Regions from separate parts of the Mus musculus genome. Here all the other regions are linked to region 2. The links are chromatin loops, found by intact Hi-C in ENCODE. Cell type or tissue: heart. All regions are shown on one strand.

The links. A loop is a pair of places that touch in the nucleus more often than their neighbours do. Peaks named below come from ENCODE experiments on the same cell type or tissue, not always from the same donor. Only the 100,000 strongest peaks of a DNase experiment are listed, where the experiment ranks them.
Region 1: it touches region 2 in a loop (4-fold over the local background); 2 of 42 quality-filtered maps call a loop at or near these places.
Region 3: it touches region 2 in a loop (4-fold over the local background); 4 of 42 quality-filtered maps call a loop at or near these places.

Annotation. Positions count from the first base shown.
Region 1 is chr7:24,971,079-24,979,078 of GRCm38, reverse strand. Rabac1 (Rab acceptor 1 (prenylated)) reads left to right here and starts at 6,351. Exons shown (of 5, transcript NM_010261.2): 1 at 6,351-6,552; 2 at 6,765-6,977; 3 at 7,221-7,318. The coding sequence starts at 6,497. Atp1a3 (ATPase, Na+/K+ transporting, alpha 3 polypeptide) reads left to right here. Exons shown (of 23, transcript NM_001290469.1): 22 at 74-165; 23 at 503-912. The coding sequence ends at 531. In heart, CTCF peaks have their summits at 3,635 (motif pointing right), 6,399 (motif pointing left), 7,443 and 7,643 (motif pointing right); DNase peaks (open chromatin) are centred at 3,747, 6,368, 7,018, 7,638 and 1 weaker place; H3K4me3 peaks cover 2,029 bases; H3K27ac peaks cover 1,287 bases.
Region 2 is chr7:25,235,676-25,243,675 of GRCm38, reverse strand. Gsk3a (glycogen synthase kinase 3 alpha) reads left to right here and starts at 5,825. Exons shown (of 11, transcript NM_001031667.1): 1 at 5,825-6,298; 2 at 7,936-8,000. The coding sequence starts at 6,016. It overlaps Erf (Ets2 repressor factor), which reads left to right. Exons shown (of 4, transcript NM_010155.3): 4 at 1-1,116. In heart, CTCF peaks have their summits at 2,440 and 4,268; DNase peaks (open chromatin) are centred at 4,275, 5,195, 5,315, 5,875 and 3 weaker places; H3K4me3 peaks cover 4,274 bases; H3K27ac peaks cover 4,169 bases.
Region 3 is chr7:25,328,799-25,336,798 of GRCm38, reverse strand. It overlaps Megf8 (multiple EGF-like-domains 8), which reads right to left. Exons shown (of 41, transcript NM_001160400.1): 5 at 7,959-8,000; 6 at 6,523-6,938; 7 at 5,968-6,113; 8 at 5,663-5,785; 9 at 2,887-3,041; 10 at 2,551-2,670; 11 at 2,089-2,233; 12 at 1,844-2,007. Among named protein-coding and RNA genes, the nearest start is that of Megf8, 16 kb to the right of the region's middle. In heart, a CTCF peak has its summit at 3,014 (motif pointing right); a DNase peak (open chromatin) is centred at 3,018.

The sequences.
Region 1 (8,000 bases), 260 kb after region 2:
CTGGCCATCTGGTCTACCTGCAGACAGTCAGTATTTGTTCCTCATGTCCCCTCTTCCTCTTTTGCCTCTGCAGGCCCAGCTGGTGGTTCTGTGCCTTCCCCTACAGTTTCCTCATCTTCGTCTATGATGAGATTCGCAAACTCATCCTGCGCAGGAACCCCGGGGGTGAGGGCCGCATGGCCAGGGGTAAAGGCTGGGAGGGGAAGCAGAGGGTGAGCACTCCCTGTGCCTCTCAGATGTGTCCGTTCTTCTTTCTCTTCCCTCTCTCCCCGCCTTGCCTTTCACTCTCTTTCCAAGTGCGACTGTGTGTCTGAAAATAGGTTCTCCTTATGTAGCTCAGGCTGCCCTTGAGCTCATGTCCCTGAGTTTCTCAGTGCTGGGATGACAGGCCTGCCACCACACCTTGTGTTTGTGTCAATGTTTCTTTCTGTGTCCCTGTCTCTTGCTCATATGGCTCTCGTGTCTGCCTTCCTCTCACTTTGACTCTCTTCTGTCATTCCAGGTTGGGTGGAGAAAGAGACCTACTATTGACCTCAGCCACCACCACGTCGCCCGTGTCTTCCCTACCCCAAGCCCAGGACAGCCCTCTCCGGTCCCCCCATTTTGTACTCTGGGGGGAGGGGCCTTCTCTCCCCATGGCCCCCCTCTCTCCTTGTGGCCCAGCCTCCTCTCCCACACCTCGATTACCTCCCACGTTCCCTCACTTCTTCCTCTGGCTGGCTTCTCTCCCCCCACAGCCCCTGCCTCTCTTCTCCCTCTCTCTTCTGTGTCTCTCCCCCTCTCTCCCTTGCAACTCTGCCTCTCATTTCCTCCCTGGGCTCTTTTTTACTCCCCTGGGCCCCGTCTCCTGGCGTATGCCATCTCCGGTTCTAATTCTGAACAATTATCAAATATATCAGTGGGGAGAGAAAAGATGTGTGTGTGTTATGCTTGCCAGCCAGCGCTGTGGGTAGATGGGGTGCCCTCTGCCAGTGCCTGATGTTGGGTGACTCACATGAGCCCAGTTTAGCTAGTTGTGATGCCACAAAATCTTAGGAGGTACAGAGTCATGGGTTTTGGGTTCTAAGGAGTTAGACTTCTCAACCCTGTTAGATTATGGACAGGGAAAGAGGAGGCAAGGACTGGATGGTAGAATGTTCTTGTCTTGTGGAAAGGGGCCCTGAGGGAGTCCACAGCCTGATGGTGGTGTTGAGAACTGAAGCACTCCTAAGCATAGTCCTAACACTCATCAGTGTGAGGGGCAGGGAGGGAAGTAACTCGTTGATGGCCAGAGCTATGGGGAAGGTGACAAATCTGGACTCTGCACTGAGACCATCCCAGCTCTGATTCACTGTGCTCATCTCTGTCACTGAGGTCAACCCTCATGCCTTCACACCATCAAGTGCACGAGAAGAACAATAAACTTTGGGGATGGAGAAATGGCTCAGTGCTCTTGCCCAGGCCCCAGGTTCAGTTCCCAGCACCCACGTGGTGGCTTACAATGATCTGTGACTCCAGTTCCAGGGGAGCTGATGCCCTTCTCTGGCTGCTGCAGGCAGCAGGCATGCAAGCAGAGCACAGAAATACATGCAAACAAAATACACATGCACATGAAATAAAATTAAGCCAGGCATGGTTAAAGGTCCATCCTTTAATTCTAGCAGACAGGTGAATCTATGAGTTTGCAGCCAGCCTAGTATTCATAACAGGTTTTAGGTCATCTATGAGACCTCATAGTGAGACCATGTCTCAAAACATATATTTTTTTAATTTAAAATTTAAAAGAAAAAAAATTAAAGTGTGTGTTCCAGTGTACATCAGTAATACCAAAACTGGAGAAGTGAAGAAGGTGACTACAGATACTCCGAACCACACCCCTACCTCTTTTTTAATGGATTCTAGGTAGGAGCACTACCACTGAACCATGCCCCAGCCCCTCCCTGGGGGATTCTAGGCAGGGGCTCTACCACTGAGCCACGCCCCCAGCCCCTCCCTGGGGGATTCTAGGCAGGGGCTCTACCACTGAGCCACACCCCAGCCCCTCACTGGGGGATTCTAGGCAGGGGCTCTACCACTGAGCCACACCCCCAGCCCCTCACTGGGGGATTCTAGGCAGGGGCTCTACCACTGAGCCACGCCCCCAGTCCCTCACTGGGGGATTCTAGGCAGGGGCTCTACCACTGAGCCACGCCCCTCACTGGGGGATTCTAGGCAGGGGCTCTACCACTGAGCCACGCCCCTCACTGGGGGATTCTAGGCAGGGGCTCTACCACTGAGCCACGCCCCTCACTGGGGGATTCTAGGCAGGTGTACCTGCTCTTGAACTTCATACAAATGAACTTTAAAGCATATGCTTTCATGCTTAGGACTCTGTGTTAGATGGGAATCTCCACAATGCCATGTGCATTATCTCTGTTCCGACTCTAACCACATTTTGTTTTGTTTTGTTTTGAATTGGGTCTTCTGATGATCCACGTTTGAATTGTGTCCGTGTTGGGGCTGCTGCTTATAGGAAGAAATAGCCAGTCATCTTTTTATGATTTATTCTCTTTTGTTTATTTGAGGCAGGGTGTTCATATATAATTCTTACTGGCCTCAAGTTCATGGCAATCCTCCTGTCTCAGCTTCCTAAGCATAAGATACCAAACCTGCTTTTGGGTTGTTTTGGAGGGGTGTTGGGGGTTTGTTGTTCTTTTGTTTGTTTTTTGACTTTCTGAAACAGGGTTTCTCTGGATAACACTGGCTGTCCTTAAAGACTTTTTTTTTTCCTCTTTCTTAAAGATGTATTTGTTTGTTTTATTTATTAAGTACATTGTAGATGTCTTCAGATACACCAGAAGAGGGCATCAGATCCCATTACAGATGGATCCCATTGCCACCTTGTGGTTGCTGGGACTTGAACTCAGGACCTCTGGAAGAGCAGTCAGCATTCTTTTTTTTTTTTTTTTAATATTTATTTATGTATTATATGTAAGTACACTGTAGCTGTCTTCAGACACACCAGAAGAGGGCATCAGATTTCATTACAGATGGTTATGAGCCACCATGTGGTTGCTGGGATTTGAACTCATGACCTTTGGAAGAGCAGTCGGCGCTCTTAACCGCTGAGCCATCTCTCCAGCCCAGCAGTCAGCATTCTTAACTGCTGAGCCATCTCCCTAGCTGTCCTTAAATTTACAGAGATATGACCGCCTCTGCCTCCTGAGCTGGGATTAAAGGAGTGTGCCACCACCACCTGGCCCTCGGTGTTGTTTTGTTTGTTTTTAAAGATAAGTTTTCTCTGCGTAGCCCTGGCTGTCTTGGAACTCACTCTGTAGACCAGGCTGACCTTGAACTCAGAGATCTGCCTGCCTCTGCCTCCAGAGTGCGTGGATTAAAGGACTGCACCACTATCTCCATGGCATGGTTTTCAGGGTTGATTTTTTTTTTTAATTTAATTTTTTTAAGTAGGGTCTTGCAATGTAGACCATGCAGGCCTCATATTTTCAGTGATCTTCATATATCTCCTTCTCAAGTGTTAGGTTTACAGGCATATACCACCACTGGCATTCTTTGGCTGTTTAATTTTAATAGAAACCCAGAACCTAATTTCAAAGCATACATTGGGCATTTTGTATCCAACGGTGGAGGAAAAGCCCCATCTATTCCACTTCACTGCCACTAGGTGGCAGCAGCAATCCTTTTAATTTAACCATTGGACAGTTAAACCCCTTCCCTGGAGTTGAGCCTCCCAGCATGCCGGTTGAAGGAGGGCACTGGGCCGGTCAGCCTCCCAGCGCAGGGATCTAGGTCTGTGGCAAAGATGCTGTGGGCGTCTATGAGTGAGTGTGTCCCATGCCAACACACCAGAGCCAAACTGATTGTTATAGTTAGAGTTTCCATTGCTGTGAAGTGACACCATGACCGAGGCAACTCTTATAAGGACAACATCTAATTGGAGTTGGCTTACAGGTTTTGAGATTCAGTCCAGTATCATCACGGCAGGGAACATGGCAGCATGCAGGCAGACACGGTGCTAGGGAAGGAGCTGAGGGTTGTGTTTGCATCTTGATCTGACTGCATCCGGGAGAGATTATCTCCCATTGCCCACCCCCACACTATACACTTCCTCCAACAAGGCCACACCTCCTAATAGTGCCACCCTCTGGGCCAAGCATATGCATTCAAACCACCACACTGCTGCTGTGTGGTGCATATGCCTTTAAGCCCAGTTTCCCAGAGGTGGTGGCTGAAGGATAGGAGTTTGGAGGCCAGCTTGGGGCTACATAGTAAGACCCTAACACCACACACCCTGTGCCTCTGTGTGTGCATGTGTGCATGCCTGCATGCCTGCAAGTCCCCCTTTTCTCAAAACCATGATAAATAATATAAAGCTTTTAAAATAATCAAATGCTTGGGGGTGTGGCTCTGGTGCAGACTACTTGCCTACAAAAGCTCTGGGTTTGTTCTGAGCCCTGCATAAATAAGGTGACAAGATGCCTGTGATCCTTTCGTTGTTATTGTTTGTTTGTTTGTTTCTTTTTAAGACAAGGTTTCACTGTGTAGCCTTAGCTGTCCTGAAGCTCACTTTGTAGACCACACTGGTCGTGAACTCACAGAGATCCAACTGCTTCTGCCTCCTGAGTACTGGGATTAAAGACATGTGCCACCAACCCCTGGCCACATCTGTGATCCTACAGAATTCTTGGACTAGGAACAAAAATCAGAAGTTCAAGATCATACTATCCTTGCCTACAGAGCCATGGTAGAGAAAGAAAAAATAATAAAGCTGGCCATTTTCTAGCGGTGACCACCTGTAATCCCACCAGGTGGGAGGCAGAGAGGGGAGGATCAGCCATTCAGGGTTGGAGCACTTGGGGCTCTTTGTACTGTGACCTCTGGTGATCTCAGGACAAGACGATCCTGGGAGGGAGGAGTTGCATGGGCCAAGACCTCTCCTGGGACACCCACATACTCTGCTTCAATCACCTAGCACCAGGAAGGAGCATCCGCTTTGACAGAGGGACTCAGCACAGGACAGAAGTGGGGGAGGCCCCTTGAAGTCATGCAGCCGGCATTATGATCAAGGTCTCGAGTTCCTGTTAATATCTTCTGGCTTTTTCCCAGTGCCACTTGCTCTGGGAAGCACAGGAAAGAGCTCAGAGCCAAGTCCCATCTCCCACAGCCTTCTCGGATGTCTCCTACTACCTACTGACTCAAAACCCATCTAACGTGAGCCTCCTCCCTCAGGAACCTGAAAGTACCCCCTGCCTCATCACATCTCTACCTCAGGGTCCTCGCTTCCACTGTCCCAAAGGACTCCTTTCCCAGCTTCCAGACACCTATCCTAAAAATCCCAGTATTCAAATTTCTTACATTCTTTGAATTAGTTTGCCACTTTCTGCAACAGTGTTGCCTCTGGATCCCACTGCCTTCTCCACTGCCTTCTCCCGAAGCCCCGACTCCCACCAGGGCAGCAGAGACTTGAGGGTCATGAAATAGAAAGAATTTGCTTAGTCCTCTTAAAGAAACTGAATTGGTTCCCATAGCAGTCAAACCCAGCTGACTTTTGCCGCCAAACTGGTTTCCAAGGTTCTCTGTCTTTTCCAGTACTCTGGCCTTGTGGTGTCCCTCTTTAGTCTTTAGGCTAACTGTACATTTGCAGTCCTCCACTGATCTGAAGCAATGCTGGACCCCAAGTGGGAAACCCAGACACAATTTCCTGCTGAGTGGCCCATACTGAAATCCCAACCCGGAGGAGTTCCGTTCCCAGCACCCATGATTTCTAGACAGCTCATAATTGCCTGTAACTCCAGTTCCAGGAGCTCTAAAACCCTCTTCTGGTGGCACACACGCATAAACATATAAAAGTAAATCTTTTCTTTTAAAATGCAAACATTTATTTTTAAATCATGTGTATCTGAGTGTGGGTATGTGCACATGAGTATGTCTGATTGGCTAGAGCTGGAGTTTCGGGCAGTTGTGAAGCACTGGGTGTGGATGCTGGGAACCAAGCTATGATCCTTTGAAAGAGAAACAAGTAAGCCATCTCTCCTGTCTCACTTTCAAAGTAAATACTTTTAGGAAAGAAAAAGTAAATGAACTCTTTCCCAGACTTGCCCAGTTAGAATCAGAATATCTGAGTTTTCGAACAATGTTTTATTAAGCTCTCTCGAGCCAGAACGACAGCTCTGCACGGTCCACGGAAGTACGTTTCTGCCATTCGAACTCCCACAAAATCCTCTGTCCTGACAGTCCACCTGCTGTAGTCCACGCTGAGCCTCCTGAAACTACAATTCCCACAATGCCTAGAGGCTCCCGACGAGCTCTTAGCATACATCTCCCAAGATGTCTTGCGAGGCAAACCTGCCTCTTGACGCCACGATGACTACAACACCCACAATGCTTGGAGGAACAACTACCGCCCTCTAGAGCTCCCAACGACGCCACTTCCAAAGAGTCCCGGCTGGGGTGGGGCCGCCTAGGTGCTGCTGGGCTCCGGGCTATTTACAGCGGTTCTATCCACTGCAGTGCAGACATGGCGGCCCAGAAGGACCAGCAGAAGGATGCCGAAGGGGAAGGGCTGAGCGCCACGTGAGCAAGCAGGGTGTTACCCCCAGATCCGAGATGCAGGAGTCCCTCATCTCCTCAGAGGTCCTGGGAGGGACTCAGTCCTGTTGGCTCCCTCTCAGGACCCTTCCTCCTAGGGGTTCAAGGTCATGCTTGGGACCAGGTGTGCTAGAATCTGGGGTCCAGATTCTACCCTCTCCCTCCCTTCAGCTGCTCTGCTCTGCCCTGCCCATTAGGACCCTGCTGCCCAAGCTGATTCCATCCGGCGCAGGCCGAGAGTGGCTGGAGCGGCGCCGGGCGACCATCCGGCCCTGGGGCACCTTCGTGGACCAGCAACGTTTCTCGCGACCCCGCAATGTGGGAGAGCTTTGCCAGCGCCTGGTACGCAACGTGGAGTATTATCAAAGCAACTACGTGTTCGTGTTTCTCGGCCTCATCCTGTACTGCGTGTGAGTGCCTCTGCGGCCCCGCCCTCGATAGTCAGACCCCGCCCCCGGCTGCCAGGCCCCGCCCAGACCAGTTAGCCCACTTTGTCACTACAGGACCCGGTCAGTCTGTACTCCTGCATTCACCTGACCAGGATGTGGCCTTCGCTGGCCTAGAAGGACGTAACCTCAGTCTGTGTCCAAAGCTAGAGGGGCCTGGCTGACGCAGCCTCGGATACCTAACTCCTGTCTCCCACACTCTTCCAGGGTGACATCTCCCATGCTGCTGGTGGCTCTGGCTGTCTTCTTTGGCGCCTGTTACATTCTCTATCTGCGCACGTTGCAGTCTAAGCTTGTACTCTTTGGTAAGAAATCTCCTGCCCAAATGGCTCCTCGGGCCTTTCTGATCGTGGTCTCACGGAATGCAAACTTCCGAATAGTTGGGACCCAAGACGGCCCCCACCGAGCTGTCCACTAGAGTCACTTAACTTGGTCTTTAAGGGCTTAGACCCACCAGGTGCTCCCCTCCAGTCTCAGCTTCCCAAACCCAGAGAGACCCCAAAGCCCTGGCACCTCTGTCTCTTGTAAATGACTTAATCCAATTCCACTCAACCCCCCCCCCCCCCCCCCACGGAACGCATCAGCTGCAGATACCCACACTGCACACCAGGTGGCGACCTCATGCAGGCCTAGATCCGTGTTCCTTCCCAAGTCTTGGCCCTGATGATTCTCAGAGGGGAAGGCTGAGATCTGTAAGTCCGGTGGCCCCAGACTGTCACCAGGACCACTGGAAAGAAAGGTGTCAGGGAAGACCCAATGAGGGGAATCCAAAAGTTTCCGAGGAGACTTAAAATAAGTCTTTCATAGCCCAGCAAGCTTAAGGACCAAACAAAGATAGGCTGTGGCAAAGAAATAGACTGAAGCAGGTCAGAACTTGGCTTCTGCAGGTAGTGGTCACTAGGACATACACACTTTTCAGGCATAGGAGAGCGTGGGGCGGGGGTGGAGGAAATTAATATATATGTACTAGGGTTTAAAGAGTGTGTT
Region 2 (8,000 bases):
TGTGGGGGGTGGTGGGGTGGGAGGCAGAGGAAGGTGAGGGGTGCCGCCTGTGGGCCACAAATCTCTACAAGTGCCTGTTCCCTACACCACCCAGTACTGGTCCAGTCCCTTCACGCCCACCCCCTGCTGCTCCTAGGTCTGGCCCATGGGCAGGTGGGTCAGGGGACAGGAAGGGGGGGTTGTCTCTCAAAACCAAACTGGAAGCCCCTCTCTGCCTCCTAGCTGGGGCCCCAGGGGTGGCCTGGAGGGCTGCGGTCAAGCCTTATTCTGTATTGGGAATGGAGGGTGGGGTGGGACGTGAGGGGGCTGCTGGAGAATGTATTCAAAACAATAAAACTTTGGACCTTTGCATGTGGTAATTTATCCTAGGTGCTGGGCGCAGCCACAGTATCAACAGAGACTTGGCTTAATTCTGGACAGGTCTAGACACCTGCTTCCCATCTGTGGCCAGAAGGCCTGACTCCACCTGAACAGGTCAACTAGGCCTGGGGAGTTATTGGCCTACTTTGAGATGTCACAAGCCTCAGAGCTGATGATTAAGGTTTCTGGCTTTCCGTAGTCTTGTCTTTCCTTGACTGGTTCCTTATCATCCCATCTGCCTCTAGGACCCTTAACAAGGCCCTGCTGTTCCTGGTTCTCCTACCTGAATTGCTTTTGCCCTCCAGCTCTGACTGCTAAGCCACACCCCCATCGGTTCCCCAGGGAAGGAAGGGTCCCGTATTTTGAATCCTCCCCATCTTACTCCAATGTACTCGGAGGAGGCTTTAGTGGTCCACACCTGTAATCCCACCAGCACTTGAGGTAGGAAGTTCAAAGTTAAGGCCAGGACCATGTGAAAGGGAGGTGTGCGATGTTAGCCTTCTGCTTGGGATCCTTTGACCGGGAGGCCTGTAGTGTCCTGAAGTGCAGCCCTTGGGCTGGAGAGACGCTCGGCTCTGTGTTCAAGGGTGCTTCTGCTCTTCGGAGAACCTCCGTCTGTTGCAGAGTACCTCATGTGGGGTGGCTCGTGACAGCTCACAGCTTCAGTTCCAGGGGAGGCAGCTTCTGGCAACCACTCAGAATTGGCATAGAGTCACTCAGATATATGCATTAATAAAGATCTTTTTAAGAAATTTACACAGATGCATATGAATGTTTGGTCTATATGCATGTCCGTGCACCTGCATCCGAGATGGTGAGAAAGGGGCGTCAGATGCTCCGGAAGGACAGAAAGATAGTTGTGAACTGCCGTGTGGGTGCTAGGGACCGACCCTAGGTCATCTGCAAGAGCAGCAAGCTCTCTTAACCACCAAGCCGTCTTGCCAGCCCGAATAAATAAAACTATTTTTTTTTTTTTTTTTGGTTTTTCGAGACCCGGTTTCTCTGTATATCCCTGGCTGGCCTGGAGCTCACTTTGTAGACCAGGCTGACCTCGAACTCAGAGATCTGCCTGCCTCTGCCTCCTGAGTGCTGGGATTAAAGGCGTGCGCCACCACTGCTCTGCTTATAAAACCAAATCTTAAAGAAACCTTGGAAAGTAATCGGTCATCCTTGTCCCACCAGCTCACCTCCTGCACGCACCCCCCACCCCCAAGCAGATTTTAAGAGGGATTTGTTGACTGACCTGACCTGCTGTGTGCCAAGTGTTTAAGCATTTCAGTTTCTCCTTTCCTTTTTTTTTTTTTTTTTAATATTTTTTTTTCTGGGATGGTTTCTCTGTGTAGCCCTGGCTGTCCTGGAACTTCTGTTGAGCAGGCTGGCCTCCAACTCAGATCCACCTGCCTCTGCCTCCTGGGATTAAAAACCCTGTGCACTCTCGAACACAGACACACACACATCCCAGCTCAGGCCCCACCGCAGCACATTTTAGTTCTTTAAGCATTCAGCAACAAAGGGCTTCATTAAACTTGCCTGTAGACCTAGAATTGAGCTATTCGACAAAGTAGCGCTTAATCTAATGTCTTAACAACAGCTGGATTCTCCAGTGGAAAGCCAGTTGGAGTCCAGATCGAGGGATCTGGGGTCTTAGAATTTGGTTGATGAGGAGCCTATAGAGCTAAGAAACCAGGAGCTTTCAGTGCTGAGTCTTTGAGGAGATAAAACAATCAGGAAGAGGCCGGGCTCTGGGTGCTTTAGGATGCCGGCCCCACCTGGGCAGTGCAGGTGTGATGCCCTAGGCCCTGAAAGGGGAAAGGGGCTCCCTCAAGGCCATAGGTTGCTAAGAGATAAGAGTGGGAATTGAGAACTCTGGGCCTGTTGGACTGGCTTCACTATAAAACTCCACCTTGTGCAGCCCTGAGGGAGAAGGAACCTTGAACTGGCTACCCATCTCTGCACTTCTACTTCAGCATGTGTCAGTCAGCCCTGGAGTGAGTGGGCTCTCCAGCCTGATGCTGACCAGGACCGGGAAGACTGGCAGGAAACAGGCTCTTGTGGCAGCTTGTGGGCAACTGCTCCCTCTCCTGGGTGATGTAAGCCATTCCCTGGGGTGGGAACCACTGGGTTATTTCTGGAAGTTGGGATGAGACATATCTCCTGGCAACATAGATGCAGCTGAGTTGCTAGTGGGGTGATGCAGAAAGGCGGATGTTGTCATTGCAAGAAAGAAGCAGGACTGGCTAGTGGTCTCAGCAGCAACACTCAGAATCGTCTTTTTTTTTTTTTTTAAGGCAGGGTACCTCCGTGTAGCCCTGGCCATCATGGAATTCACACAAGGAGATCAGGCGGGCCTCCAACTCACAGAGATTTGCCTGCCCCTGCCTGCTGGGATCAAAGGCATGCACAGCCATTGCTGGGCCTTCAAAGCACTTCTAATCACATGGCTCCTAAGAGTTCAGCTTCAGATCCCCTCCAGAGGACAGGCCATGATCTAATCAAACTTGTTGTCCCAGATTCCGGTTGTGTGGGACGTCACAGGTGATTTTTGGCCTTAAGAACAGCAGCTCCTCCAGTCTCTAATCGCCCACCGGAATCCATTTAGAGGTCTGGAACATTTCCTGCAAAAAGATGCCCTGAACTTAGTGTGGTGGCACGTGTCTTTGCCCTCAGTACTGGGAAGTCTTAGTTGGATTGCTGCTAGTTTGAGTCTAGCCTTGTTACAAGGAACAAGACCCCATTTCTTCCTCCTCTCCCTCCTCCTCCTCGCTGCTGCTCTTCCATTTTGGTCATTTAGGACAGGGTTTCTCTATGTAGCCTTGGGACTCTATAGACCAACCTAGCTTTGAACTCAGAGATCTGCCTGCCTCTACCTCCTAAGTATTAGAACTAAAGGTGTGCACTAAGACCTTATTTCTTTTTTATTGTTGATGTGGTTTAAGAATATTTATTTTATGTACACCATAGCAGTCTTCAGACTCACCAGAAGAGGAAATAAGATCTCATTACAGATGGTAGTGAGCTACCATGTGGATGCTGGGAATTGAACTCAGGACCTCTGGAAGAGCAGAAGGTGCTCTTAACCACTGAGCCATCTCTCTAGCCCCTAAGACCCTATTTCAAAAGAGAACAGAGGGCTAGGGATGTAGCTCAGTTTGTAGAGTGCTTGCTTAGCACACACAATTCTCATCACCAGAAAACTGTCTTGGCAACACTAGTCTGTAACCCAAGCACAGTACAGGCAGGAAGATGTCTTCAGCTTCATAGTGAATTTGAGGGCACCCCGGGCTACATGCGACCCTGTCTCGAAAGAAACAAAAACAAGACATTTGTCCCTGAGATCTTTGCTTCCAACCAGAAAGTCCTCCATACACCTTTCACGACTTTTACAAATGAATTCATTCCAATTAAAATCCCATTTGTAATAGCCCTCCTCCAAAGTATCTCCATGGCTCTCGAGGCCAACGTCTCTTCCTTGTGTTTCTTAGCCATTCCTCATTCATGGCAGCCCAGAGGTTTTCCCTCACACCTTTCATAAGTTTCCCTTGAGAGTTCTCTATAATTCCCCAAACAATTGTTTTACATTGCTTATATCAAAGTCTTTAATCTCTTCATGGACCCCCATCAACTCCTCCAAACATCTTTAGAACCTGCTTAGACACTTGGAAACATCTTACAGATCTTTGAATTTGCTCTCCAGTGCCGCACAGATCTCAATGCCAAGAACGGTCCCCTGGGCAGGTTCCACGAGTTCTGGCGGTTAAATAATGTGTTCTATCCTGCTACATAGCCTAGTGAGATTCTTTGATCCTATACCTAGGGGCTTGACTTCACTTTTCAACTGGGAGCAGCCGTCAGAGGGCGGCAGCCACCATGCGACTGTGTTACTCCAGAAACTCCCTCTACAGTCGAGCGTGAAGCGTCTGCAGGCTTTGCGAAGAGGGCGGAAGTACCCGTGCGTTGCCTTCTGGATAACGTAGTCTTTAGAAGCGCTAGCAGTACCTTCTGTCTCCATTCCGTGTCCACTGAGAATTGCAATAGGGAAATGACTGAGCAGACAGTACTGTAGGCTTCAGAAAAGCCCCAACAATTAGGACGAACACAGGCTGCGAGTAAAGTAGAGCACAGACTCCGTTTCTGAGGCACGAGAGCTGACAGCATTTTGACCTCTGTCTCTGCGCCCCCCCCCCAGCCCCCAGTTTCCTACTTTGGTGCGACTTTTCCCGGGTATTAATTGATTAACAGGAGACTCGACATACTCAAGAAAGCTGAAACTCCTTCGTGTAGTCGGCTCCCTTCATTCAGATTATCTAGAATCCTGTAATCTAGGAAGAGGATAGACGCAAAAAATTGGGGGTTCAGGACAGAAATTCTCTCTTTTTTTAAATCCTGCAGCTCATCTTCTTGGTCCTAACCATATTGCTAGGGAAAAAGGTAGACTATCGGAAAACAAATGTTCTGAGGCATAGTCGGGACTGTTTACTGTACTAAATCCGTTGAGAATGTAAGGAGACGTTATTCTCTTCTCTATATGTGGTTGCTTGGGACTACTTTTTCTAGCACTCACTTATCGGTTTAGGTCTTAGACCTAGGGATCAGAGAAGACATTGTAACACATTATAGTCTCCCTTGGGAACAATTGTCCTTAACCTTTCACCTACACTCTCAGCCACAGTACTCCCTTTGGACTACAGCTCCCACGAAGCCCCAGAGCCTAGCTTCACGAAGAGTCAGAGTCTACTGTGGATTATTCCCAGCATGCTTCTGGTTGCTGGTAGCTCTCATCAGCCTCGTCAATGGTGAGGCAATATTGAACTTCATTTCCCAGAAGACACCAGGCTCATTGAAGCGACGCGCATAACTCTTGGTGTCGACTACATTTCCCGGAAGGAACTGCGACGCTGCTAGCTGGCCTGAGAGAGCGCGATGCCTATTCTACTTCCTATCAGTTCCTTCCAGTTACAGTATCTACTTAAGGTTTGAGGAGCATCTGAGACTTCATTTCCTATAGTGCTTTATCAACCATTCTACACCTGCAATGCGGTGAGGGCGTGGTGATGACTCCATTTCCCAGTGTGCTTCACAGCCAGAGTACTAAGTATTCACGGGTGCGGACTCGATTTCCCAGAATGCACGCGGTGCAGGAAGTCACCGATGGCCCACAGATTGGGTGGGTGGCTGGACTCCATTTCCCGGCGTGCATCATTCTTGGATGCTGCTCAGTATTGGAGTGGCTAAGATTTCGTTTCTGAGATACTCTAAGGGACTTGCTTTTTCCTCTGTGTAGTGAGTGTGTGGCTCTGACTGTGTTTTTCAAAGTGCTTCCAAGTTAGCTTTTGGCAGAGTCGGGTGACATTAGCCAGGACTCTATTTCCCGGTGTGCAGCGCGAGCCGTCACACCCCGCCCCCAGCAGTCAGCTACTCTGAGGGTTTGAGAACTCCATTTCCCAGAGTGCTGTGCGGGTCGAGGGTGGTGACAACGAAGCCGACGGCAGAGGGACTTCATCTCCCGGCGTGCCCCGCGGCGGGCGCTGGGCCGGAGCCGGAGCCCGAACGGCGCGGCCTGGAAGAGGCCGGAGCCCAGGGGAGGCGGCGGCAGAGGCAGCGGCGGGGGCAGCCCAGGCAGCCCGAGCCCCGCGGCCTGGGCCTGCGCTCGGCGCCATGAGCGGCGGCGGGCCTTCGGGAGGCGGCCCTGGGGGCTCGGGCCGGGCGCGGACCAGCTCGTTCGCGGAGCCAGGAGGCGGAGGCGGAGGTGGTGGCGGCGGCCCCGGGGGCTCGGCCTCTGGCCCAGGAGGCACTGGCGGCGGGAAAGCGTCAGTCGGGGCTATGGGTGGGGGCGTGGGAGCCTCGAGCTCCGGGGGTGGCCCCAGCGGCAGCGGCGGAGGAGGCAGCGGTGGCCCCGGCGCGGGCACTAGCTTCCCGCCGCCGGGAGTGAAGCTGGGCCGTGAGTACTTAGGGGCGCCCTGTGGGGTGGTGATCTGGGTTTCCCAAGCGCATCAAACGGCAACCAGATTCTTTCATGTACCCAGAGAGAAGCTCGAGGTCACCGTGCTGCTTTAAGCCAGGATCGGAGCTTTCTGTCTCCGAGATAAAGGAGTTTGAGGGTTTACCATCACTTGGAGTTTAGATTCAGAATTACCAACACCCAAGAAACAGAGGTCACAGGTCCTATTCTTCCAGTTATCAAGGTCTCGAGTACTTGACGACGTTGCCATCCACAGGAGACTAGGATCAGAGGTCATAGTTACTTGCCAATTTGATCTAGGATTGTTGTCCCCTAAGAGACAAGAATATGATTTCTGTCACTATCCTGTATGAAAAGGGGGCTATTCGTTTCCTTCCCATCAAAATTGGTGATTTGGATAGGATATCCTTTAGAAACACCGATTCAGAATTATTAATGTTTCCACAGAAAAGGGCCAGGTTTAAACCATACGGCCTGACATTATCACCTAACCCACTGAAAACGTTTAGACTTGTAGTCAGTCCTCGATGATGGCAGTAAATAATCACTATTGTTTATAGATAAGAATAGCTTGGGAATAAACACAGGCTTCTAAGAAAGCTCATTGTCAGTTTTCTTTTAAAACAAGGTGAGGGAGCAGGGTTCTTTAGCAAAAATGGAGTGGGGGGGCACAGGTCACACCTCTTATAAAATATGGTTTTGAAGTGGCTGGTACTGGCTCTGAAAAAATAAATAGCCATGTGGTAGTATTTTTCAAAATATCCCTCACTGTCCCCCTTGCAAATTGCCTTTGTTGGTAAGTTTCCTAAAGGGAGTGGGTCCCTAAGAGTGGCAACTAGGCTTGCTGCTACTCAGAGACAGGGAATTGGAAACCAAAGCTTTCCTTCAAAGGCATCAGGCTGGGATATGCCTTCAGCAGTTGTGGAGTTGAGCAGCTCCATTCTCAGGCTAGGTACTACTCTGGAGCACACAGAGGCCAGACCAGTGCCCATAACAATGTAGAGTAGTTGGTAAGAGTAACAGACCCCCAACCCTCCAGTCCTTATCCCCAAGTGAGGGCCAGGGCAATGGCTCTTCAGACCAGCTTGTTTCTGTTACTTAGGACCTCTGCCAGGAAGGATTTAGAAGTCAGTGCTCTGGCTGTGAGGATTGACAGTGTTTTTTTTTGAGGAAGGAACACCCCCGTAGTTTCTGCTCCTTTGTGTGGAAGGTGGTACCTTGTACCTGCCCTGCAAAAGGGAAGAAAGGCTGGGTAGCCTGGTGTGGCTGGATTCTACACCTGAGGTGTTGGTGGCCCCCACCAAGTGATTTCACTGCTACTTGCTAGAAGTAGAAATTTGTAGGTGCTTTATCCACCAGTGGAAAGTAAGCTTGAATGTTGGTGTACTGCTATATGGAAGACAGAATTCAAGGTTTCCTGGAGGAAGCGCTAGGACATAACTTCTCCCCATTCTTAGGCATTGAACCCAAGGTATTGGCCTTATGTGTGCCAGACAGTTATTCTACCACAGAATAATCACTGTCCTGTCCCTACAGTGAACTGAGCAGCTTTCCCTCCCTGGGCTGTGGTGGCTAGAGAGGAAAGATCAGTGGATTGTATTCCCTTTGTTCCTTAGGTGACAGCGGGAAGGTGACCACAGTGGTAGCCACTGTAGGCCAAGGCCCAGAGCGTTCCCAAGAA
Region 3 (8,000 bases), 93 kb before region 2:
AGGGCAGGATGGTACAGGCGCAGAGGCTTGTAACTCAGGAGATAGAAAAAGACACGTCAGCCGGGCGTGGTGGCACACGCCTTTAATCCCAGCACTTGGGAGGCAGAGGCAGGTGGATTTCTGAGTTCGAGGCCAGCCTGGTCTACAGAGTGAGTTCCAGGACAGCCAGGGCTACACAGAGAAACCCTGTCTCGAAAAAGAAAGAAAGAAAGAAAGAAAGAAAGAAAGAAAGAAAGAAAGAAAGAAAGAAAGAAAGAAAGAAAGAAAGGAAGGAAGGAAGGAAGGAAGGAAGGAAGGAAAAGGAAAGGAAAGGAAAGGAAAGGAAAGGAAAGGAAAGGAAAGGAAAGGAAAGGAAAGGAAAGGAAAGGAAAGAAAAGAAAAGAAAAGAAAAGAAAAGAAAAGAAAAGAAAAGAAAAGAGGCACATCAGGAATTTAGGGCCAGTCTCGGCTGCATAGCAAGTTCGAGGCCTGCCTCGACTCTGAGAAAATTTGTTTCAGAGAGACAAGAGGGGCACAGTATCAGTTACCCAGGAGGCAGACAAGAGAGGATCACTTGAGCCTAGGCTATCAGCACCAGTCTCAAAAACAATACCAGCAAAAGCGCTTCCTACATTCTGTCACCCAGAAGCATGCTTGGATATATGGAGAAAGAGTAGACTAGGCATGGTACACATGCCGTCAATACCAGTACTGAAGGGGCCAGGGGGAGGAGGAGGCAGGAGGGTTGCCAAGTTTACTGTGCCCATGAACTTGACTGTCCACCTGACAAGATACGTATGAGCAGGTATGTGAGGGAATCACTCGACTGAGTGAGCCGAGGTGGAAATGTGAGTGGTACCAGCATAAAGCCAGGAAAGCAAGCTGAGCACCAGGATTCACCTCTCTGCTTCCTGGCTGCCTTACACTCCAGCCGCCATGCCTTCTCCACCGTGGTGCAATGAAGCTCTTTGGACTTTTTGTTTTGTTTCTGAGACGGAGTCTCACTCTGGTACAGGGTAACTTGGATTTCAAGAGTCTCCTCTCCTGCCCTAGCGTCCCGAGCGCTGGGATCACAGAGGTGTTCTACCACATCCAGCTTGAAGTCTATTTCCAAATGCACAGCACGAAGAAGCCCTGAAGACACTGTACTAAGTCAAAGAAGCTGGACATCGTAGGCAGATGTCCTGACGCCATCAAATGCCCACAGCTGCAAAATCCGTGGCCAAGTTCAGGGAAGAGGAAGATGGGGGCAATTGGTAAATAAATCTAGACTTGATTTAGAAATGGCAAAAATATTGTCCTACTTTGTTTTGTTTTGAGAAAAGGTTTGTCTATATAGCTCTGGGTGTCTTGGAACCCACTGTGTAGACCAGGCTGGCCTCAAACTCACAGAGATCCACCTGCCTCTGACTGCCAAGGGTTGTGATTAAAGGTGTGTGCCACTATGCCCAGCTTGTTCTACAACCTTTTGATTTTATGTGTTATTTCACCAAGATTTTAAAAAAATTCTTTTGTAGGGCCTCATGGCATGGGATTACCATTTTGCCTACACGGGGAGGCCAGGGAGAAAGATAACTGTGAGGTCTGTTTCGAATAGACTGGGTTCTAGACAAGCATGGGCAACCTTAGGAGACCTCTGTCTCAAAGTAAGTAAAAGAACCCTGTTAGAAAACTCAGCAGTTGAGCGTGCCTGAAGACTCCCAGTGAGGGCTAGGGTGCGGCTCGGCTTCGGGGCAGGGAGAACAAACATGCACAAAAGCCCCGGGTTCCATCCCAGTACTGTCCCCAAGAAAGACTCATTTGAAAAGAAGCAACCCTAGGTCTCTAAGTGTCCACTCCATCCCCAGGTCCATCTGGCCCCCACCTTGTCAGGCTGAGAGGCGTTGGGTGGCTGCTGGAAGGTGAGCAGGTGCAGGCCAGGGAGGAAGCTCTGGGTGACACAAGCCTCCAGGGAAGTGACGAAGACGGGTGCTGGCCCCCACCAGCCCACGGTGCCTGAGATCTGCTCCCCTCGGCAGCGGGCCTGCTCTGAGAGGACAGGGGTATGGGAGACTGGAGGGTCAGTATGAGGTATTCTGAGCCCCTCCCCCATGGCTGCTCGACACTCACCAGGCCGAGGAAGGCAGCTCTCATTGTGCACACACCAACCTAGGGCGCCAGGTCCCCGGGGAGGAGCTGTGGGGCTGCTGAAGGCCAGGCATGCTTGGCAGTCACTTAGCAGGCGGCCTAGGCCCAGGCAGCTGGCCGCTGGACACTGTAAGGAAGAGACAATATACACTGTCCTCTGAGCCTCAGGAGATCCAACAAGAGCTGTGGCTACACGGTCTGGGGAGAGGCAGCCTAGTGGCCATCAGGAAACAGCAGGGTTGGTCTACAGGAACTCAAGAACAAGGGTTCGGGGATGCAGGGACAGGGTCCTAAACTCGGGTGCTAGGAGAGGTACAGGCTCTGGGTTGGGGACAGTCAGGAGGCAGGAATGAGGATCTTGGGTAGCTGACCACTTAGGCAGGGGGAGTTAAAGGCAGGTCTCTGTGCTAGTGGATGGATGAATGGCCTGGGGTAGCCACTCACAGCTCCTGAGGGAGTCCCAGGAGGGGGCGCAGCTTGGCAAGCGCCCTGACACCAGCTGCATTCCGGGTCTCGGGAGCAGACACTGTGGTCTGTGTACATGGAACAATAGTCCAGGTGGTACTGCAGAGACACGGAACACAGGAGAGGACACTGCTCTCAAGACCTGGAGTATCTGCCAAGGCTGGCTCCCCATGACTGCTCCAGTTAACCCCACCCCACTCCTCCCTCAGGCCTGGAGAACCTCGTACTCTGCCCACTTCTCTCCAAGCACCCCTCATTTGCAGAGACTGCTGCCTCCACCCACAGTCACTCCCTCCCCATCACCCCAATGCTCACATCTAGGGCAGGTGCCTGAAACACGAAGGGGGGCACCTTGTAGGCCATCAAGTCCCCACGAGGCCGGCCACTATATCCCCCAGCCACCAGCAGGACACTGCCACCAAGAACAGCTGCCACATGTGAGTAACGGCCACTAGGAGGCGCCGCTCGACCTAGAAGACAGTCACAGCATCAGACATTCCCCAGCTCCTGCCCTCCTGGCTCCTGCCCTTGCCCCAGTCTAGCCGGCTTATTGCTGCTTTAGCTCCTACCTAGCCAAGGAAATCCTACTGGCCTGCCTGGCTCTGCGCTTGCGTTATTTTCTCAATTCTCTCAGAGGCCCAGTGCCCCTGCTCAAAATGATCTTTGTGACAGACACAGATTCAAATCATATATCAGTTATGAGCTGCTGTATGGTTTTGGGCAGGAGACTCAACTTTGCCAAGTCTTGGTTTCTTTGCTTTAAACTGAACCATCCCAGAGAGAGGTGGGAGGGGAGGGAGGAAGGGGGCTAAGGAGAGGGGAAAGGAGCGAGAGAGAGGACCTCAATCTATAACCACAGGCTGGTCTCAAATTCAGGCCCTCTGAGAATGTGAAGTGAGTAGATACGATTCAACAGTAGTTGGTGACATCTATAAAAGGTAAGCAATAGGCCAGCGAGCTGGTCCGTCATACAAAAGCACCTGCCACCAAGTCTGACAGCCCAAGGTCAATCCCTGGAATCCACATGGTAGAAGGAGAGAACTGACTCCTGCAGGTTGTTGGGCTCTCCACACTCTCTGGCTTGTACCCATGTGCACAGACACACACTCTCTGGCTTGGGTCCATGTGCACAGACACACACTCTCTGGCTTGGGTCCATGTGCACAGGCACACACACACTCTGGCTTGGGCCCATGTGCACAGGCACACACTCTCTGGCTTGGGTCCATGTGCACAGGCACACACACTCTGGCTTGGGCCCATGTGCACAGACACACACTCTCTGGCTTGGGTCCATGTGCACAGGCACACACACTCTGGCTTGGGCCCCTGTGCACAGGCACACACACACTCTGGCTTGGGCCCATGTGCACAGGCACACACACACTCTGGCTTGTACCCATGTGCACAGGCACACACACACACTCTGGCTTGGGCCCATGTGCACAGGCACACACACACTCTGGCTTGTACCCATGTGCACAGACACACATACTCTGGCTTGTACCCATGTGCACAGGCACACATACTCTGGCTTGTACCCATGTGCACAGACAGCACACACACTGGCTTTGGCCCATGAGCACAGGCACACACACACTCTGGCTTGTACCCATGTGCACAGACACACATACTCTGGCTTGTACCCATGTGCACAGACACACATACTCTGGCTTGTACCCATGTGCACAGACACACATACTCTGGCTTGTACCCATGTGCACAGACACACACACTCTGGCTTGGGCCCATGTGCACAGGCACACACACTCTGGCTTGGGCCTACATGCACAGGCACACACAAAATAAGACAAACAGAAAGTGACAAACAAGTAGGAGGGGCCCAGATGGGAACTGGGGAAAGAAGTAGCCAAGGCTGTCCATACCAAGTACTTAGATCCAACCCAGCCTGGTACTTTCACTAAAAGCAAACCAAGAAACCCCCCTTTCTGGTTATAAAAAGTGAATCATGGCTTCTCTGACTTCCTACTGACCCCTATACTTTGTAAGCACATGGGTCTTAGCCCAAGAAATTGGAAATTTGTACATGTGTATGTACGCATGTATTTTTGCAATGCTAAAGATCTAGTCCAAGGCCTTACACATGCCAGGCAAGTGCCACCAGTGAGCCACGCCCCCAGCCCCTCTCTGGTAGATTATAAGCAAGGGCTTGACCACTAAGCCATGCTCCTGCCCTTTTGTTGGGCTTTGAGACAGAGTCATTGCATATAGTCCTGTCTAGATGCAGACTCTATATCCTGCTTCTGCTTATAGTCTTGGGAACATAGTGTGTATACCATGCCTGTCAAAAAAATTGCAGTCTTTTCTCATTTACTTTACTATTGTATGTGTGTGGTGTATGGTATATGCTGTATACAGCCACGTGTACGCATGCAGAGGCCAAAGGAGGAGACTCTCCATTTCAGATGGTTGTGAGCCACCAGGTGGTTGCTGGGAATTGAACTCAGGACCTCTGGAAGAGCAGCCCGTGCTCTTAACCACAGAGCCATCTCTCCAGCCCTTGGTTCTACCTCTTGTCACTATGCCATGAAGTCACTGCTTCTTAGGGCAGCTGCAAACTGGCAAGCTTCCAACAGAACCAAGGTTCTGGGGCTGCAAAGGTGGCTCTGTTGATAAAGTGCTTACCTCACAGCATTAGGGCTGGAGTTCCATACCTAGCACTGTCAGAGGAATGCCAGGCAATCCCAGCACTGGAGACGTGGGGCCAGGGGAAGCGTTGGGTTCACTGGCCAGCCAGACTAGCCTAGCTGGTGAGAGGCCCTGACTCAGAGAGGGTGGACAGTATTCCTGAGGCTAATACCTGAGGTTGTCCTCTGGCTCCCACATGTGCACGCTGCACACATGCACACACGCACACACACATTCACACACATGTGCATTTAAAAATAAAAAGTAAAACCCATGTTCAGTGCCCTACATCTGCTTGCTGGTCCCCCACCTTGTCCTCACCGAGGCTTGTCTCCAGAGGTCATTCCAACAGGATGCCTGGCCCACCAAGGTAATGACTGAGGCATCTCCTGCTAAAACTCAGAGATCTTCAAAAGCCCTCAGGAAAACAGAGGAGACTCACCCTCAGGGGTTCCTGGCGGGGCAAGCTCAGCCCCTGACACCCACTGGTGGCAGCCAAGGTGGTAGAAGAAGATGCCATCTTCGTAACACTTTTCCTCCTGGTAATGCGTATGCACATTGCCCCCTGGGAAAAGAGGAAAGGGCACCGCTGGCAAGCCTCAGGAGAGGGAGGAGACCCAGGCTGAGTCTCATCTCTGGGTGGGCTCAGGCAAGCCTTGGGGGAGGTAGGGTTGTCCAGGCTCAGTTTCAGCTCAGGGTGGGCTCAGGCCCCTGGAATTCAGACAGGATCTAGGGAAATCACCTCACCATAGACCACCATGTAGTTTCCTAGAACACTGGCAGTGTGGAAGGCTCTCTCCCGTGGACCCTGGAGCCCATCCCGGCCCTTCAGCGTGGTCCACACACGCCGTTCCACGTGGAAGAGCTCAGTGGAATTCACCCGCACAGAAAACCTACAGGGAAGAGACAGGCCAGGGGCCCAGGGCGAGGAGGGCCTTCCTTCTCTCCCCTAGCTTCACCCAGGATTGAGACCGGCCATGACCATGTCTATATCCCATCCTGACTAGACATTCACTGTGGGCAGGAACCAGGTCTGAGCAGGGTCTGGCATCTTGCATAATCTGGCAAGAGCTGGAGGACGGTGGAAGTGTGGGGGAAGTGACTAGTCAGAGCCCCAGTAAGGGATCAGAGAGCGCTAGGCTCCTCGGGTGAGGGAATAGATAAATATTAGACAAAGTGAAGACTTAGATAAACAAATGGTCCATGGCAGAGGTAACCACCTGAAACCAGGAGTCTGTCAATGAGCAAAGACTTCTAGGGCTGCTGTGGCCAAGGAACAGGAGTACAGGACGTGTTACTCACCGGGCAGTGGAAGGCCGGTGTCCACCATGGACCAGCAGAGTACGAGATGGGGCATGGAACACCATAGAGTGCCCAGTGGCAGCAGGGGGCCGCCCACCTGCCGGGATCACCTGCTCCCAATAGCCCCTGCTGGTGTGGTCCAGGCGGAACCGGAAGAGGCCAGAAGAAAAGAGGTCATGCTGAGTGCGGCCACCGGACACATAAAGCCAGATGTCATCCACCAGAGCAGCTGCATGGCCTGCCAGCCCCGGGGGCCCAGAAGAACTGGAAGCAGGTGGTGCCAGGAGCTCCCAGTGGCCTCCACCCAGGGGGCTAAAGGCCCACACATCATTGGTTAGCAAGCCATTGGCCAGCTCACCACCCATCAGCACCAGCAAGCCAGCCCAGGCCACGGCCACATGAGAATGACGGGCAGCCTGTGGGGAAGAGACAAGGAGAAAGATAGTGACACACTGGAAAGGACCAGAGCAGAGAGATACAAAGTCAGAAAAGCAGATATGCAGAGAGGGAATAGAAGACAAGCCTGGGGACGTGTGGACCTGGAGTTCCAGGACTTGAGAAGAAGAGACAGAGGCAGGAGGATCAGGAGTTCAAGGCCAGCCTGGGCCATGTAGTGAACTTGAGATCAGATTAAGCTATGTGAGACCCTGCTTCAAGCAGACAAAAAAAAAAAAAAAAAAGGAGGAAATAAAGAACAAACAGACAGAAAGCCAGGTCTGGTGGTATGTGCCATTCTAATCTCAACACTTGGGAGGCAGGAAGACTGCCATGAGTTCAAGCCAGCCTAGGCTATAGACTAAGATCCATATTAGCCTAAGTCCTAACTCAAAATAAAAGAAAAAAGGAAGGAAGGAAGGAAGGAAGGAAGGAAGGAAGGAAGGATGGACAGACGGACAGACGTGAGACATGAGAATAAAAACAGAGACAGTGACACAGAGAAACACAGTGAGAGAGTGAGGGACAGGAAGACAGAAATGGAAGGGAACAAGAGAAACAACCGGAGGGATGGAGGCCAAGCTATCAGTCAAAGAAAAGAGGAGACATACAAACTGGGTATGGTAGGACATGTCTACAAGACAGCACAGAAGAAGCAGGGAAATCAGGAGCTCAAAGCCACCCTGGGCTGTCTTGAGACCCTGTCTGATAAAAAAAATGGAAGGGAGGGAGGGAGGGAGGGAGGGAGGGAGGGAGGGAGGGAGGGAGTCTGGAGAAGGGGAGGGAAGGAAAGAGAAGAAGGGACAAGAAGAAGGGACAAGTGGGGAGAGAGAAGGACAAGAGAAGGAAAGATGGGAGTGTGGGCAAGAAGAAGAATCTCAGAATGAGCACAGAGACAGGGAGAAGCAGGTGTCCAGATGCACTTATCCAGTCTGGGGGTGTCAGGGTGTTGGGGGTCGTGAGTGGGCAGGACCGCAGCCAGAGCAGAGGAGGGTCCATACCGGAGCAGGCGTCAGGTCCCAGGACTCCCAGGTGTTCGTGGA